2 separate regions of the Mus musculus genome follow, and region 2 is linked to region 1. Evidence: chromatin loops called from intact Hi-C (ENCODE). Cell type or tissue: left cerebral cortex. All regions are shown on one strand. Each heading gives the region's core, and the rest is flanking DNA. Links, peaks and the distances in the headings are about the cores only. Region 1 holds the start of Inafm1 (InaF motif containing 1). Region 2 holds the start of Dhx34 (DEAH (Asp-Glu-Ala-His) box polypeptide 34).

Region 1 (8,325 bases), core at 32-8,031:
AGGCAGTGGGGTTTGAATGTGGCATGTGCTGTGTCCTTCTTCCCTAAATCCTTGGATCTGGGTTCTGTTGTAGATGACCAAGCTTGGGCAAGACCACCTAAGCCTCCCACTTTTGGAGAGTTCCTTTCTCAGCACAAAGCTGAAGTCAGCAGCCGCAGAAGGAGAAAGAACAGCCGACCTCAGGCCAAGGTGGCCCCTCGTGCCTATAGGTGGGGTGCCCCTCCCTTGGGACATTCCCCTCCTCAGCATGCTTGGGTGTGTGCAGTCTTGTCTGGCTTCAGTTTGAGGGTACAGTGCTCTGTCTTGGCTCTGTGTCTCCTGCCCCCTTTGCCCTCAGTGCAACATGCCAGATGTTCTCTGAAGAGAAGTACATCCCATCCCTCACCCCTTTGCTCTGTCCACTCCAGTGACCACGATAATCGCTGGGAGACAAGAGAGGAAGCTGTGTCCTCGGCCCCCGAGTCCTCTCAGTCCATATCCCTGGAGGAGACACCCACACAGGTAAGGCAGAGCAGGTATGAGGTAGGGCGTGTGCATGGGGCTTTGTGGGTGACAGGTCCCAAGCACTTCCTTGATCTGCCTGTGTTCCCAGCAGGCTTCTGAGACCCCAGCTCCAGCTCATCGGCCTCCCGAGGAAGATGGTGAGGAAGATGTGGGGGAAGAGGAGGAGGGAGAAGAAGAGGGGGAAGATGAGGAGGATGAAGAGTGGGAGGACGTGAGTGAAGATGTTACTGAGGAGGAGGAGGAAGAGGAAGAAGAGTTTGAAGAGGATGAAGAGGGTCCTAAGGACCAGGAAGCAGCAACTGTTCCTGATCACCAGCCTGAAGCTGAGCCTGCTGGGAAGCCCACCTGTGAGCAGGTGGACCCTGTGCCTGCCGGGTCCCAGGAGTTGCTGTCCCCAGTCCCTGTTGAACCTCCCATCCCCTTCTCACCCTCTGAGGACCACCAGCCTGTGTCTGACTGGGGTGAGGAGATGGAACTGAATTCTCCCGGCACTGCCCACTTACCTGGTACCCACTCTTCGGGTGAGGCCTGGCCTTTTGCGAATGCTTGAAACTGGCTGCTTGTGTGTGTGTTTGTGTGCACAAGGGTGTGGCTGTGCCCACACCTCCTTCAACCCCCGTGGCAGAGAAGGGCAGTTGGTGCCTGCTTCCTGCCCTTATCTCAGTTCCCAAAGCCTGCTCTTGCTGGTTCAGAGCCTCTCTCCAATAAAAAGTTCACTTCCTTAAATGACACCCACCCCACTGTGTCCTTGAACCCCCTTGCTCCCCTCATATGGAGAGACATTTGGAAAAGGAGGGGCTTGACTGAGCCTCCCCTTCTCCAGGAGGTGACCAGCCACCCCTTGCCTCCTTGGAGAGCGGGCCCAGCTTGGCAGGAACCCCGAAGTCTTCTGAAGAAGAGGGGCCTGAGGCATCTCCAGGTGGGATGCATGAAGCTGGTGGAGGTGGGTGGCCTGCTTGCCTTCCTTGGGGAGGGAAGGGCTTGGGGATAGAAAAGGAGTGGGTCCTGTGAGGGCTTAGAACAGGGCATGAGCTGAGTCAGGTGCTGTGCTGGGTTTGGCCTGGAGTCAAGCCTTTGGGGTGCAAAGGGTGGGCCCTAAGGCCCCAGCCAATAGAAATTGTGAATAACTTTGAACGCTGGGCAAGGAAGAAGTTGGGCTCAGGGAAGGAGCTAAAAGTGGGATTTGAAATCTGAATATTCCCAGAGGTAAGAGGGTGACGCGATAGGATTTTGAGCTTGAAACTGGATTTTGGTTAGAGATCCTGTAAAAGTAAAACATGGTTAATTAAAGGTAGGAACGACTTTAACTAATGAATGAGCCGGCTCTTAAGACTTATCTGAAGGCAGGGTTAGCGGTTTTGGGTCAGACCATAGTGGGATTTTAGATCCCACGTAGTAGAAGCAAGAGACTGATCTTGGTCACTTTAACGTGATCAGCCAGGTTACTGCTTGTGTTCATCTTTTAGTTCCCCTGCAGTAGAATAAGATGTGGAGCAGAGGCCAGGAAAGGCTGTCAAAGGAATAGTGAGAGTGGAAGCCAAGGACATCTTCGGAAAGGGGCCAGGCCAAACAGGATAGTTTGGGGTCCTGGGAGGAGTGGATGAGCTCATTACACTAGCACTTCCCAGTAGTCAACAGGGTTAGATTGGAGGGGCTCCTGCTTCAGGGGCCTCCTGAGGGTCGAGTAAGCTGGAGGCCAAGTTGTAGGTGGGTTTGACTGAGGTGCGGGATAGGGTGGGTCGGGCAGGCTGGTCCTCCATTTACCGCTTTTTGTCTCCTTAGAGGTGGGCCCCGAGGGCCAGGAGACGGCGGAGATCACAGACTTCCAGAGGGTGCGTTTCTGCAAGGTGGTGGCGGCTGCTCCGCCGCCGGGGGCTGCCCGCTGACAGCGCCAGCAGACCAGGGTGCCTCGCTCTGTACTAACCTTCAGCTCCTCTGCTTCTGCTACACTCCGTCCAGGCCAGGGTTAAACTTAGTGGGGGAGGAAGCAGGTTAGCAACGAGCCCGGCCCGAGGGGAGTCTTCTAAATTCGCTGAGGACCCAGTGGTGCCAGTCCGACCGCACTCGTCTGGTCGAACCCTCGGAGTCAGTCCCTGTGAGGCCTGGGTGTGCAGGAACCTGCAGCTAGGGATTGAATTAAACGCGTGCTACCGCCAACCTTTGAACTGTGCTGCTAGCTGATCAGGCTAGGCTGCTGTGCTTGGCTGGCGGAAGAGGCGGGACGAGAGTGCTCCTCTCATCCTCACACCTCTCTCCTCCCACCCCGCAGGCCGTCTCGCAGTCCTGAAGATGCTGCTGGGAGGGGCGGCAGCGCAGGTTTGCCTGGCTCCCAGGCTGGCTGCTCTCCTCCCTGCAGTCCACCCTGGATCCCTCGCCTCTAGGGAACAGAAGTTTACGCTGGTGCGGAGTTGCTGGGGAAGGGGCCAGCAGGGGTGATGGAGGGAACTGGGTCTCGGAACTCTCGTAGTAGTCCAGGGATGTGAGACTGGGAGGGCCGGGGCCGGGGCTCGGTGGGCGGGGCTAGCGTTCAGAAGCTCCGTAGGCCTCCGGCTTCAACAGAGTAGGAACCTTAGCTCCGGCGGGCAGAGGGATGCTAGTGTGCAGAGCTGCAGTCGGTCGAAGAAGGAAGGGGTTCGATTAGCGCGGAGAGGGCTGAGGTAGAAAACAGGAATAGGCGGTTGGAAATGTGACAGCTAGGGCGGGAGAAGAGCGAGTGGGCGTGGCCTTGAGGGGGTAGAGCTAAGAAATCTTGATAGTGGTGGGTCAGAGGCGGTAGGGGCGTGTCTAGGATGTAGCTGAGCTGGGGGGGGGGTGCTGTCTGACAAGGCGTGGTCCTGGAAGGGGCGTGGCTTGCTTGAGGCGGTCCTGGGGTGGGGGCGGGGTCGGTGCAGGCTGAGTGGGCAGCGCGATGCGGGGCTCGAGCTGCGTGGGCAGTGGTGGCGAGAGCCCGGGTGGTACGGGGCTGAGCGAGGGTCCCCGTGGCCGATGGCTGCGGCTCGCCCCTGTCTGCGCCTACTTCCTGTGTGTGTCCTTGGCCGCTGTGCTGCTTGCTGTGTACTACGGGCTCATCTGGGTTCCCACGCGGCCGCCTGCGGGCCCCGCCGACCCCCTGCCCAGCGCTGCGGCCGCTCCGTGTGCTCGAGCAGCACCGCCCGCCCCGCCTCCGGCCGCACCCGCATCCTGTTTGCTTGGGGCCTCCGGCGGGCCACGACCGCAGCCAGGACTGCCACGGAGTCGCCGCCACAGTCGCCGCCCAGCTCCGGGAGCGACGCGGGAGACCGCGCGCCGAGCGCCTGGATAGTCTGGCCCGCCCCCACCGTGGCCTGCGTCTGTCTATCTGCACCACCGGGCCTCGCCTGCGCGGCGCCGCCTCTCTCCTTGCCGCGGTCCTGATCCTGCCCGACCTTATTCCACCTTGCTCCTTCCCGGGACTCAGCGCTCATCGGCAATAAACTCCAGCCTCAGCTGGCTTACCTGGTCTGTGGTCGTTGGCCTCGGCCGCTGGTCCCTTCTAGCTCCGTGGCCGCGCGGCCTTAAAGGCTTTCCTCTCTCATTGCTCACATGTAATTTTTGGGTTGGAATGGGGAGAAGCGGCTTGCCAGTTTTCGGGGCCATTGAAGGTCAGATACTGTAAAGGCCTTACCAGTTTTCGGGGTGTCATCTCGTATAGCTTCGGAGACAGTGGTGCGTGCTGGAAACTGCAGTTGGTATAGTTTGCAATGGCAGGGGTAGAGGATGTCACCCGTAAGCTAGCTTGTCCTGGTTTGGGTGGTGACATTTGCTGCTTTGGAAGTGTGGAGCATATAGCTGAACCAAACCAAAACTGGTCTGCATTGCTGTTGGTGCCATGTTGAGACTGGTGTAGCTTCTGATAAAGAAGTCATGCGATTGAGTCCATTTTCCCTTACCCATGACTGTGGCTTGGCCGTAGGCAGGCCTGGGATATACTCTGCTGGCCAGCTGCAAGAAGGGGTTTCCTTTATGGCCTGCCTTCCCCCTAGGCTGGACAGCATCAGGAACCTGAGGCCTCTTGTCAGATGGGAGTGTTACCTGTCCTGCTGGTTCCCTTCTGTCCTACCAGCATCCCCCACGGGATGATGTACAGCAATGTACTTAAATCTCTCTGGTCTTGTAAAAGGAAGACAACACATTGTTGCTCAGAATTAAACTAGTGATCGAAACCTGAGAACAGCGTTGGTTTCTGCTCTGTCTCCACTTTGTCCTTCAGCCCTTTCAGAGAGTCACAGCCTGTATCCCTGGGCATAGCCTGTCAGCTCAAAGACTGCACACCACCAAGCAGTGAGTTGGGGGGAGGGGTCCTCTTGCCTGTCCTTTTTGGCCTCCCTTCTGCTTCCTGGTTTTTCCTCCAGCCCCTTGGCCCCTCAACCTTTTTTGTGTCCCTCTGCTACCTTCTCTTTGCTTTTCTCTTTCTCTGTTTTTAGAGTGTCTCCATATTGTCACCGTGCTCCTGTGTCTACTGGCTCACACCGTCTCTCTAGTGCTTTCCCACTGAGTCACCCCCTCCCACTTTGTGGCAAGGGATTTGGGTTCTCAGCAGACCTCCTTCCTCTGTCTTCTAAGGGTTGGGATTGCAGATGTGTACCTCTATGCAAAGTCCAGCTTGTGGGCTTTGAATTCTGACTAGCTCTGACCACTTTAACCATTTTGGGGGTGACAGGGGTATGGAATAATTTTACCTCTCACATGATGACAAATCAGTTCATACCAAGCTATTTATATTTTTTATTTATTCCCTCCCAGTGTGACTGTTACACACATTTTGCTGCAAAAAGACATTACCATGTCCAACAGGGGAAGTGGACAGTGCCTGCCTCAGGCCCCTGGGAGTTTGCATAATAGGTACAGAATGGCCTTTCTAAAATTGGATCAGCCTTGAGTTCCGAAATGCATCTGTCCCTGAAGACCTCAGCTAAGGGACTATGGACCTGCAATTTGGCACACTGTCAAGCCTGATTTATCTTAATTACTAGTTCAACATTTAATTAATGGCTTTGTTAAAAAACTAATTTTCATCACCTTTATATATCTATATATCTCCTATAATCCAAGCTGCCTTGAACTTGCTGTGTAGCAGAGGATGACATTTGTGCTATGCTGATTTTTTTCCTGGGGAGACAGGAGCAAATGCCTCCTCACCCAGACAGGGCACTGCCAAGTGAATTTATTTGGGGGGTGGGCATTAATTATAGGAGGGTGTGGGTGACTCAAAGGCAGCTACACCACCACAACGCTGGATCTGCCAGATGACTGACAGTTCATACAGCCGAGACCTTGGTGTAACCTGAATGATCTACAAGCAACCGCACAGCCAGGCAGATCAGAGGCTCTGGCTCATGCTGCCACTTCAGTCATTCACATTTTCTAGAGGGTCTCATGCCTTGGAGATCACACCCTGGGCCTCCTCGGCAAGGCCATTAGAATCCTATACCATGCCGCAGTCTTGTGGAATCAACCTCCTGCTGTTATTAGTCATGTGTGCACATGGGGAGGTTAGAGAATAACTTCTTGGAGTTGGTTTTCTTTTTCCACTATGGTACCTGGGCATTGAACTCTGGAGTTTTCTGGTTTGTGCCACAGACATCTTTATTCACTGCGCCATATAGGCGGTCCTCTTGGATCTGTATAAATGACATTACGGCATGACCACCCCGTGGTATAGCTGAAGGGAAGGTTTTTATTGTAGATGAGAGAGAGGGGGGAGAGAGAGAGAGATCATCCAGAGGCTTCTGGAAGAGTCTAGAACAGAGAGAGAAGGCAGTAGACTGGACATGGACATGGCCATGGTGGGGTAGAGGGACCCAGAAGGAGCAAGACAAAGGACTAAGACAGGAAGACTAGAGAGCAGACACACAGTGGGAACGGCAGGGTTATGGGGAGAATGAGCAGCTGGAGGAAGGGAGCCAGGAGCTGGGGGAGTCATGGTAGGGGAGGAGCTGAGGAGAGCTGAGAAGGGCCAGGATGCTGACACAGACTCTGAAATGTGTACCGGGCACTTGTGATAGATACTGAGGGAGTCTGAGGTCAGCATGGGTAGGCTAATAAGCATCACAGAGAGCCACGTGTCCCTTCTGCAGGTGGTAAGGTGATAAGGAGAACGTCTCCTTTTGGTAGAGGAATTTCTGAGGAAAGCTGGCTTTGATCTAACCACCATGGGAACTTGGGGAAGTTGAGTTTCCTTTGGACCTGGCAGGATCATCTCCCTTAACTTTCATAGAGCATGGTTCTGCTGGCCCGGTGAACTGAGCTTCAGATAGTGCCCTCATGCTGTGTTCCCTCAGGAATACCTGTCTTTCCGCTTTCCCTAGTGTCCCTGAGAAGCCAGCCTGTGGGGACTGCTTTCCCTCAGATTGTCTCAGCTTATGCACCTTTCCTCCTGAGGAGGGACAGGCAGCTCCGCTGCTCAGTTCTGCCACCATGGCAGCCAGGCGGTTGCCATAAGTCCCCACGTCTCTAAGTCTTAGAAGCCAGGTGACAGATCTGCAGCTCCTTCTGCAGATCTGACAGTTCCTTGCTTGTCACTGTCCCCTTGTGCTGCCCGTGGTGTGTTGAATCCTGGATTCTCTCTCTCTATTAAGCATTGCATCCAAGGGCTGGCTCCTCCTCCTCCTCTTCCTCCTCCTCCTCCTCCTCCTCCTCCTGCTCCTGCTCCTCCTGCTCCTGCTCCTCCTCCTCCTCCTCTTCCTCCTCCTTCTTCTTCAAGATTTATTTATATGAGTACACTGTAGCTGTGTACTCATACACACCAGAAGAAAACATTATATAGTTGTGACCCACCATGTGGTTGCTGGGAATTTAACTCAGATCCTCTGGAAGAGCAGATGGTGTTCTTAACCACTTAACCATCTCTCTAGCCCTTCTGTCCTCATCTTCCTCAATCTTGATTCTTTTTATTTTTTATTTTTTAAATTTTTTTTGATTTTTCGAGACAGGGTTTCTCTGTGTAGCCCTGGCTGTCCTGGAACTCACTTTGTAGACCAGGCTGGCCACAAACTCAGAAATCCACCTGCCTCTGCCTCTTGAGTGATGGGATTAAAGGCGTGCACCACCACGCCCGGCCTCAATCTTGATTCATACTCTGGGTTTCAAGTCAATGGCTTTTAAGCACCCATCTAACTGATACACTCTAACTTTTGGCTCTCCAGCCATGAAAATGGCAACCCAGCTGTTCTGTCTTACCTCCACCCCATCAGTTTTACTCTGAGGTATCAGAGGCAAGCCCACCCACCAAGTCAGAGGCTAACATAGAGGATGCTGGTTGCCACAGTGGCTTACCCCATTAGTGCTATTCTTGGCAACTGCAGTGTGTTCCATGTTCCTTCAGCTATGTTCAGTGACTCGACCTGTAAGCAGTGGACTTCACTCATTCAACCACTCTACCATACAGGAAAAACAGCCGCCATGGGACGCCACACCTCGGTGGAGACATGCCTTTGAGCTTGCCTACCTGGCAAACATATATACAAAGCCTTGCTGTGTTCCTCTTGGTCCTCAACTTGGTGAGCTCTAGAGTCACCTAGGAGACAAGCCTCTGGGCATGATGTGGGAAAGTCATCACCCAAGCTGGGAAGACCTTCACCCTGTGGGTGGCACCATCCCATGGATTGGGGGTCCACGGCTGAATACAAAGGAGAAAGACTTCCCAAGTGGAAGACAATGGACCCAGTTGCCTCAAGCTGCAATGATGGATGGTACCCTAATTAACTCTTCCTTCCTTCCTTCCTTCCTTCCTTCCTTCCTTCCTTCCTTCCTTCCAAGTTGCTTTTCTCATAGCAACAGCCAGGCATGGTGGCATACACCTGA
Region 2 (8,325 bases), core at 228-8,227, 50 kb after region 1:
ATGTGCCATGGTTTCTTGCTGCTTCCGTGAACTCGGGCTGATTGGCACAGTGATGTCAGCTGAGATAGATGCACGTGCTGAGGCAAGACCCATGGAGGACACGTGATGTTTGGAGAGCATATAAAAAGGACTAGCTGGACAGTGATGGAGGCTGAGCTAGGCTTGCTTATAGAGCTAGCTCTCCAGCACTTCTTGGTCTAGCTTCTTCACTGGTCTTCACTTCCCTGAGAGAGGCACAGTTGAGAACTTCTCCTGGCCTGCCTCCTGGTCCCTCCAGCTGACTCATGCGGAGGCTGAGGCCTGGCTGTCTCTGCTAGGTAGTGCCACCATTGCTGATCTGTGTTTGCTATCCCCACTCTCAGTGTTTCCATGAAGTGTTTGCAAATGGATCTAGCTGCCACTGCTAACCTGTGAACTGAACTGCCGATTTCCAGACAACACAGATGAGAAATCTCCAAAGAACCCTTTAAGATAAGTTCATTTCTCACACTCCCCCTCCCCCTGCCCCATATACTTTCTTTTCCAGTACCTCTGGTGGGTGGTGGGCTATAAGAAAGTTAAAGAGTTTAAGAACCATCATTAAAAATAGGATTTGAAAAAAATTAAAGTTACTAGGATTGGTGTAAATCCTGAGCTTGGGGGGACTCAGGTATTGGTGGGTTTTTATGAGAAGCTCAGGGACTTGTGGGTTTTCCTGTTCAGGGATTGGGGGCTTTTTTCACTGCCTTTCCCCTGCATGGGGCCCATGGATTAGGATGGGAAATTGATCCCGTCCACAGGTGGCTCTGGCTGAGGCTCCATCTCTCGGGATGCTGCTCAGGAAGGCTGGAAAGGAGGTACTGCTACTGTGGACAGCTCCCGTGGGACAGCTCCTGCAGAGTGTTTCACCAAAGCTGTAGTCTGCGGCAGGAAAGGTGGACCACTGTGAACAGCTCCTGTGATGGCTGCAGGCTGCAGAGATGTCATGGTGCCACCATTTTGATAGGAGCTACCATTTTTGACAACTCCTGCTAGGGCAGGTGGCTGTAGGCTGGGATGGGAAGGAGTGGCTAGCTGCCATTTTGACAGATTTTGCAGCACCACTGCCCTTCCTTGATCTAGGTCTTGAAGAGTGAAGACACCACTTTTGATCTGGATCTTGAGGTGAGAAAACACACCTTTGATCTGGGCCCCGCCTTCTCCTGGGAGTCTATATAAAGACATGGAAGAAGGATGCTTGCTTTTGGTCTTTGTCTGCTTTCTCTTGCCTTGCTAGCAAGTCCATTCCTTCTCTGGCATTAGAGCCCACTTTTTTTGGAATTCTGCAGGGCCGTGGGTGTGGGAGAAAGAGGGGAGTGGGAAAGAACCCGCGTCCTGCCAGCGTTCCGGTGCTCTGGGCAGGCGCACATGGGAGGAGTGCCGCATGCTTTCCATGCGGCCCCGGGTGGGTGTCTGGCTGTGGGAAGCCAATGACCCCACTCGGCGGTGGTGGACAAGGGGCAGTCCTAGGCACCAGGTTCCCAGCCTCCAGCATCCCACGCTGGATACCACGGAAGAGCTGAGAATAGAATGGGGGCTCCGGGGCAGCACTGAGCCCTGGGGCCAAAGGGAGGAGAGGGCAGGAGGAGAGGGCAGGGGGAGAGGAGGCGCTGGATGGTTTCCAGGCAGGCGAGAGTCCTTGGTCCGCTCCATGGCTGGAGCACAGGATGGCCTTCCGGCGGGAGGTTGGACATGGCTCTTTAGGGGAAAGCCTATCCCATCGTTCAAGCACGGCGGGCCTTGATGAGCAGAGACAGTCTATGGTTTTAGAGCTTTATTGTAGAAAGGCAGAGGGAAGGAAAGAAGGTAGAAGGAGAGAGAGAGGCCGGCCATGGCCACGTGGAGAGGGAAGGGAGAGAGAGGAGGAGGGCTAGAGAGTAAAAAAGGTGAGGGCTAAAGAGAGCAAGGAGGGGCCAAGCAGCCCCTCTGATAGTGGGCTGGGCTATCAGGTAACTGTGGGGAGGAGCATACCTGGCTTAGTCAGGTAACTGTGGGGGTGGAGTCTAGCCAGAATGCCAGAAGCTTGGGACATTGTCTGCGTGACTGATAGTCACAGAATTATGGAGTTGGGGGCTCTGTGGTGTCAGGCACCTGTCTCTGGGAACGTGGCTTGCTTTTCTGTCCCTTGTAGAGTTCTCTACTGAGTCACTGGAACAAGCCCCACTCAACCAAAATAGGCTGCCTATCACAGTCCCACAGAATTCCAGTGTCCTGGTTTCAGCATCTACTGAAGACCAGCTGAGACAGCCAGTCTTATGGACTGAGTGACTTCTGGGTTCTTGGACTTTCTGTTTATAGCCAGCCATTGTTTAGTGGTTGGACCCTAACCTGTAAGACATTCTAATAATCCCCTTTCTATATATTATAGACAAAGAGATTCAGTCTGTAAATTCCATTATTGTAGAGAACCCTGACTAACACAATTCGCCATTGTTTGTTTTTCATATGGACAGCAGATACTGTCTACAATGCTTCCTCTGCTGAAACTCCTCCATGGCTCCCTTCCACCTCAGCTCCCAAGCCTGAGTCCTAGCCCTGGTGTGTGTCTACGATCCACCCTATTTCTCTGTCTCATTGCCAGGCTGCTTCCTCCCCTCCGTCTTCCGTGTTCCTTGTTTGCCTAGCTTAGATGAGGCCTAGGGACCAATCCTTTGCACCAACTAAAATAGCTGGTGTTGATACAAACGTGGGAGACCAGAACTCAGACGGTGGAGACAGGAGGGCCAGGAGTTCAAGCCCATCCTCAGTTACATAAGAAGGCTAGCCTAGGCTACATGAGGCCCGGTCTCAAAAAAAAAAAGGTGCATAAACTTTCTTTTTACTGCTTGCTGTGAATATAAGTCCCTTGGTAAATCATTGATTTAGATTATATGCTTCCAAATGTCTTTTTTTTCTTTAAATGTTTGTTTGTTTATTATATGTAAGTACACTGTAGCTGTCCTCAGACACTCCAGAAGAGGGCATCAGATCTCATTACGGATGGTTGTGAGCCACCATGTGGTTGCTGGGATTTGAACTCCTGACCTTCGGACGAACAGTCGGGTGCTCTTACCCACTGAGCCATCTCACCAGCCCCCAAATGTCTTCTTTACCCTTAGTATTGTACTACCTGGGGAGGGGTACATTCTTAAGGTCTGGGGTTCTTTCTCTGCACAGAGGAGACTTTGGTGAACAAAACAGAAGAGTTCTCCACTTTTACGGAGCACACATCTTACTGGAGGACACAGAGATAGTCACAAAAGTAAGATTAAATAGGACGGGGTGAAGAACATTCCAGCGCTCAGGAGGCGGTGGTGGAAGGATGAGTAGTTGGAGCCTGGGCAAAGGAGAAAGTTCTTGTCTGAAATACATGAATAAGCAAAGAAATAAAATATTGAGCAATAATGCCCGCTCTGTGGAGGGAGCTGCTTTTAGAAGCAAGGTCAGAGATGACAGCTTCAGTGCACTAATATCTGAATGGGGGGAAAAAGTGAGCTGCACAGAGAAACCAGAAGAGGAAACAGAGAACTCAAAACCTGGCTACAACCCAGCCTGGCCTATATATTTTTATATATGCTTTTCAGCGACTTTTTTTTTTTTTTGCAACAAGTTTTCTTAGGTTATCGATGGGGAAACTGAGGCTCAGTTCCCCAGTGATTGGCACATCGAGGAGTACTGTGTAGTTTTCTCTGGAGTCTTTTCTCACCCATTTAGTCATTAATTTAACATGTGTGGCTCTAGAGAGGGCTTTAAGGGGACACAAGACTGATCAGCACAGAGCTGGTCCCTGGCTTAAGGCTGCTGGGGTTACATCTGATTATTTATTAGTGAGTTATAGTGATAGAGTGACCACATGACTGTCTTATTAATTTAATTAGGTTTTTGAGATGGTCTAGATATGTAGTCCTGGATGACCTGAACTCACTATGTAGTCCAGGCTGGCCTTGAACTTACCGAGATCCACCTCCCTTTGCCTCCCAAGTGCTGGAATTTAAGGCGTGCACTAGTTCGCCCAGTCACGGGACTGTTTTAATAGTGTTTGAGCTCCCTTGCTGACCCTAAACTTTTTGTTTGTTTGTTTGTTTGTTTTTTTGAGAGAGGGTTTCTCTGTGTAGCTCTGGCTGTCCTGGAACTCACTCTGTAGACCAGGCTGGCCTCGAACTCAGAAATCCGCCTGCCTCTGCCTCCCAAGTGCTGGGATTAGAGGCGTGCGTTGTTTTGTTTTTTGGACCCGAAACTTTTGACTTTCTAGTAATTCTGGGTTTACAGGGCTGTGGAGAGGACACGGCTAGGGACTGGCACTTACCTATAACCCCTCCTCTGGCCTCTAGAGGGCGTCAAATCACCCAAAACACTGCCTGAAGCCAGGTGCCCAAGAGCGCTTTGTGCGATGGGCATTGGCCCGCCCGCTACTCCCTATTGGGCTTCATTGTACGGAGAGGCCAGGTCGCGCTTTCGCGATCTGCGCATGCGCAGTCTGGAGAGTGGCGGGAGCGTGCGCAGGCGCAGACCATTTAGGACCGGAAGTTGAGGCGTCCGTGCTATTTCGGAGGTAAGGGGCGGGGCGTGTGTGCGGGGTGTCTGCGTGGCTTTGGTCCCTGGTGCAGGATTTGTGTGGGGCTATAGTTCCGAGCGAGCAGGGGAGTCAAGAGAACCCCAATTTTAATGAAGGAATGTGCCAGGACCCAGAGAGCTCTGGCGGTGCGCGATTCTTAGAAGCTGGAGGACCAAGAGGCCCGGAACTGAAACCACAGAGGGAACAAGTTTCTGAGAAAGGGAGAGAAAAGGGGACCAGGGTGATGGGGTGCCTGCAAGAGAGGCTCACAAGGGCGCCAGGAAGAGATTGGCAAGAAAGCCTGGATGGTGGTGAGACCCACAGTTATGAAAAGATGGAGTTTGAAACAGAACCTTGAAAGTTGGAGGTGATAGTAGAGTCGTGCTGAAAAATGGCGAAAGGAAGAAATGCACCCCAGATTTGCGTTCCTCGCACTGCTTATTTAGCTTAGCAAAATAGAGTGGAAATAGTCTTAATGTTGTGAGAAAGTGAACATATATGTATACATATGTGATTGAGACTACACAGAAATACCGGAGTGGTAGCTGTAAAGAAAGGCACCATTGGTAGATAAAAGTATTGACTGGAGAACTGTAAACAAATAGAGGGCCGGGAGCTAGGTGCTGGATCTGAGCACAGGAGGCTGAAGCAGGAGGATTGTGAGTTAAAGGCCAACCCAGTCTACATAGGATGACTCTTGTCTCCAAAAATAAATAAATTTGAGGAAAAGTTGAAACAAGATGGAGAAAGTGGAGAAATTCAAATGGAGGTCTGAGGAAGAGAGGGAGGGAGGGAGAGAGAGAGAGAGAGAGAGGAGAGAGAGGGGAGAGAGGGAGAAATAGAGAAATAGAAAGAGAGGTATTGGGAAGATGGCCCGGTAAGCCATACTTGGACATAATGGTGCTTACTTGCAGTCCCAGCACTTATGTGGTGGAGACTGGATGGTGAGTGAGTTCAAGGTCATGCTTATCTGTGTGGAGAGTTCAAGGTTAGGCTAAACTACCTGAGACCCCAAACCAAATGAAGGAGTAAAATGCCCGAGGGAACAGACCCATTGGCAGCCATGGGTGCTGATGTTGGGCCTAGTGTGAGTCAGGGTTTTTGTTGCCTAGAAGGAGCTTTCTCCTCCTTACTGTCCCAGTCTTTTTCTGAGGATCACTGGCTCCATCTTCTAGCAGCTTTCCAAGGCCTGGTCCTCATTCCCTTCTAGAATAGAGTTCTCTCAGTCCTGTCATCACCGAGCTTCAGTCTTTACTCAGAAGTGTTGTACTCTGCAGTGTCTGCTATGTTTGTGGGACTCACAAGGTCTTCCTCCCTGGACACTCAAAGGTAGCTCTAACAACTCCCAAGAGGGGACCAAGTCCCTCCCACCCCTGTGACTGCATAAAGCCAACCTCTGGGCTCTTTCATGATGACCCTTGAGAGAATGAAGGCTGAGTTGGGTTTGCTAATGCCATCGAGAGAGAATTCCTGGCCTTTTGTGTTATTTTCCCCCCTGGTTGGATGCTCTGTGCCTTTGCTGTTTTCCATGTGTTGGAATCTCTTCTTGTGGAGAGAAAGCATTAAACCTGAGTAATAGTGGCCGTTTGGCCTCTTTGACAGTGTTTTTGATATTTGATGATACTGCTCCCATTTTATAGATGAAGAAAACCACTTCAGATAAACTTGTTTGCTTGTGGTAACTGATCAGATTCAAACCTGATGACCTGCTTGTCTCCAGGTCCTTTACCAAGGGAGTGTGTGGGCCTCTTAAAATCATAATCAGCCCCCACATATTAAATTTTATTTATTTGTGTGTGTGTGTAAGGCAGGAAAACTTGAGAGAGTCAGCTCTTTCTTCCCATATGGGTTCCAAGACTCAAACTCTGTTTACCAAGCTTGGTGGCAAATGCCCTTAGTCACTGAGCCATCTCATTGTCCTGATAAATCCTTTTAGGAAAGAAGAATGAAGGGCTGGAGAGATGGCTCAGCGGTTAAGAGCATGGGCTACTCTCCCAAAGGATCCAGGTTCAATTCCCAGTACCCACATGGTGGCTCACAACCACTTGTGAGTCTACTTTCAGGGGGATCTGGCGCCTTCTGGATTCCAAGGGCGTCATTGGTACACATACACACACGCAGGCAAAACACATATACAGAATAAGATATAACTTATACAAAAAGGAAGAATGAGGGACTTCCCTCCAGAAAATTGGGCACACAGCTATGTCCTTCATTGTGATTTTTCTTCAGCTGACCGGAGAGATTCTGACTTCAAGCAGAATGGCTCAGTGGTGGACCACTTGTGTATCATGTGTGAGGGGCCGGGCTCTATCTCAACACTGTAGGGCAGTGGAAGGCATTTTCTTACTTAGCCAAGAAGCGGAGTGTTGGCAGGAACTAAGCCTTGCACACTGGTGATATCACCAGGCGTCTCCTACGCCCCCTCACAGTGGTCAGACCACTGTGTCCACAGGCAGGGTTTTGTCGGAGGTACATATCTAGGAAAGACTCATGCCCTAGAGCTACTCTGAATGGGTTCAGGTTTAACCCAACTCGTCTGGTTAGATAAAAACAGAGGGCTTCTCTCTCCTAGCGACCAGGTGCAAATTCCAGAGTAGGGACCTGACTGGGACTTGTGTCCATTCCTCAGACCAAAAGGAATACCATGGCTGGCCAGGCCTTTGTTGTTTGCTTAAACCCTGAGAGCCATGTGTATGTGATGAGCTATTCTCTGAAGGAGGATGGAAACTTGCCAGGTAAAGGATGGCATGTGCCAGGCAGGCAAAACCAATCCCTAACACCACAGATACATTCCGTTCATTTTCCAGGGACGCCATTCAGTGTTGTGAAGCCCGACAGACCCCAGATGAAGTCTGTTGCCTATTGTCGTTGTTTCTGTCTTCCTTACAAGACTCCCCTTTGACTGATCATGTGACCAACATGTAGTAGCATTTATGGCCTCCTCCTCCTCCTAGTCCAGAGCTTGAAGAACAACAGGCTTTTAACTGATGTTCTAAAAGTGAATGGATATATATCTTCTCTTTTCTTCTCCAAACATCCAGAACCTGGAAGTCCAGAATGGACCCTTGTCCCTTCCAGAGACCACTGCAGGAGTCATGAAGCGCTTTGTGCAGCTCCACCTACCCACCAGGCCCCTGGCTACCCACCCTGCCGTCCACAGAGCCTCTGTACATGGAAAGGGGAGGTGACTCTTTGAAGAGAAAGCAGTTCCTGGGGTCGGGAGTTAGGTGAGAATACTTAGTCTAAGCGATCAGAACGGAGACTGTTTCTGTGACAGCAGTTTGATAGGAACCATGCCTCCTCCCAGGACAAGGGAGGGGAGGGGTCACCGAGACCGAGACCACCATCGAGCTCCCAGGGAGGAAGAGGCCCCGGAGAAATGGGACTGGAATTGTCCAGAGACTCGTTGTCTCTTGGAAGATGTATTCTTCCGCGATGAGGATTATATCCGTCGTGGTTCAGAGGAGTGTCAGAAGTTCTGGGCTTTCTTTGAACGCCTGCAGAGATTCCAGCACCTCAAGACCTCCCAGAAGAAGGAGAAGGACCCTGGCATGCCCAAACATGGCATCGCTGCTTTAGCTGACCTACCTCTCACTTACGACCCACGCTACCGCATCAACCTCTCCATTCTCAGCCCAGACACTCGGGGTCGTCATGGGCCCGGCAGGGGGCTGCCGCCCGAGAGAGTGTCCGAGTTCCGCCGTGCATTGCTTCACTACCTAGACTTCCAGCAGAAGCAGGCTTTTGGGAGGCTCGTCAAACTGCAGCGT

The links. A loop is a pair of places that touch in the nucleus more often than their neighbours do. Peaks named below come from ENCODE experiments on the same cell type or tissue, not always from the same donor. Only the 100,000 strongest peaks of a DNase experiment are listed, where the experiment ranks them.
Region 2: it touches region 1 in a loop (2.1-fold over the local background); 9 of 42 quality-filtered maps call a loop at or near these places.

Annotation. Positions count from the first base shown.
Region 1 is chr7:16,268,378-16,276,702 of GRCm38, reverse strand. Inafm1 (InaF motif containing 1) reads left to right here and starts at 3,011. Exons shown (of 1, transcript NM_001136270.1): 1 at 3,011-4,690. The coding sequence starts at 3,413. The coding sequence ends at 3,805. Ccdc9 (coiled-coil domain containing 9) reads left to right here. Exons shown (of 14, transcript NM_001382411.1): 10 at 74-209; 11 at 408-501; 12 at 593-965; 13 at 1,328-1,447; 14 at 2,287-2,661. The coding sequence ends at 2,390. In left cerebral cortex, for the core only: a CTCF peak has its summit at 3,879; DNase peaks (open chromatin) are centred at 3,817, 4,476, 5,085, 5,962 and 2 more places; H3K4me3 peaks cover 2,514 bases; H3K27ac peaks cover 2,617 bases.
Region 2 is chr7:16,218,222-16,226,546 of GRCm38, reverse strand. Dhx34 (DEAH (Asp-Glu-Ala-His) box polypeptide 34) reads left to right here and starts at 4,515. Exons shown (of 17, transcript NM_027883.3): 1 at 4,515-4,549; 2 at 7,597-8,325. The coding sequence starts at 7,849. In left cerebral cortex, for the core only: a CTCF peak has its summit at 4,313 (motif pointing right); a DNase peak (open chromatin) is centred at 4,490; H3K4me3 peaks cover 1,397 bases; H3K27ac peaks cover 987 bases.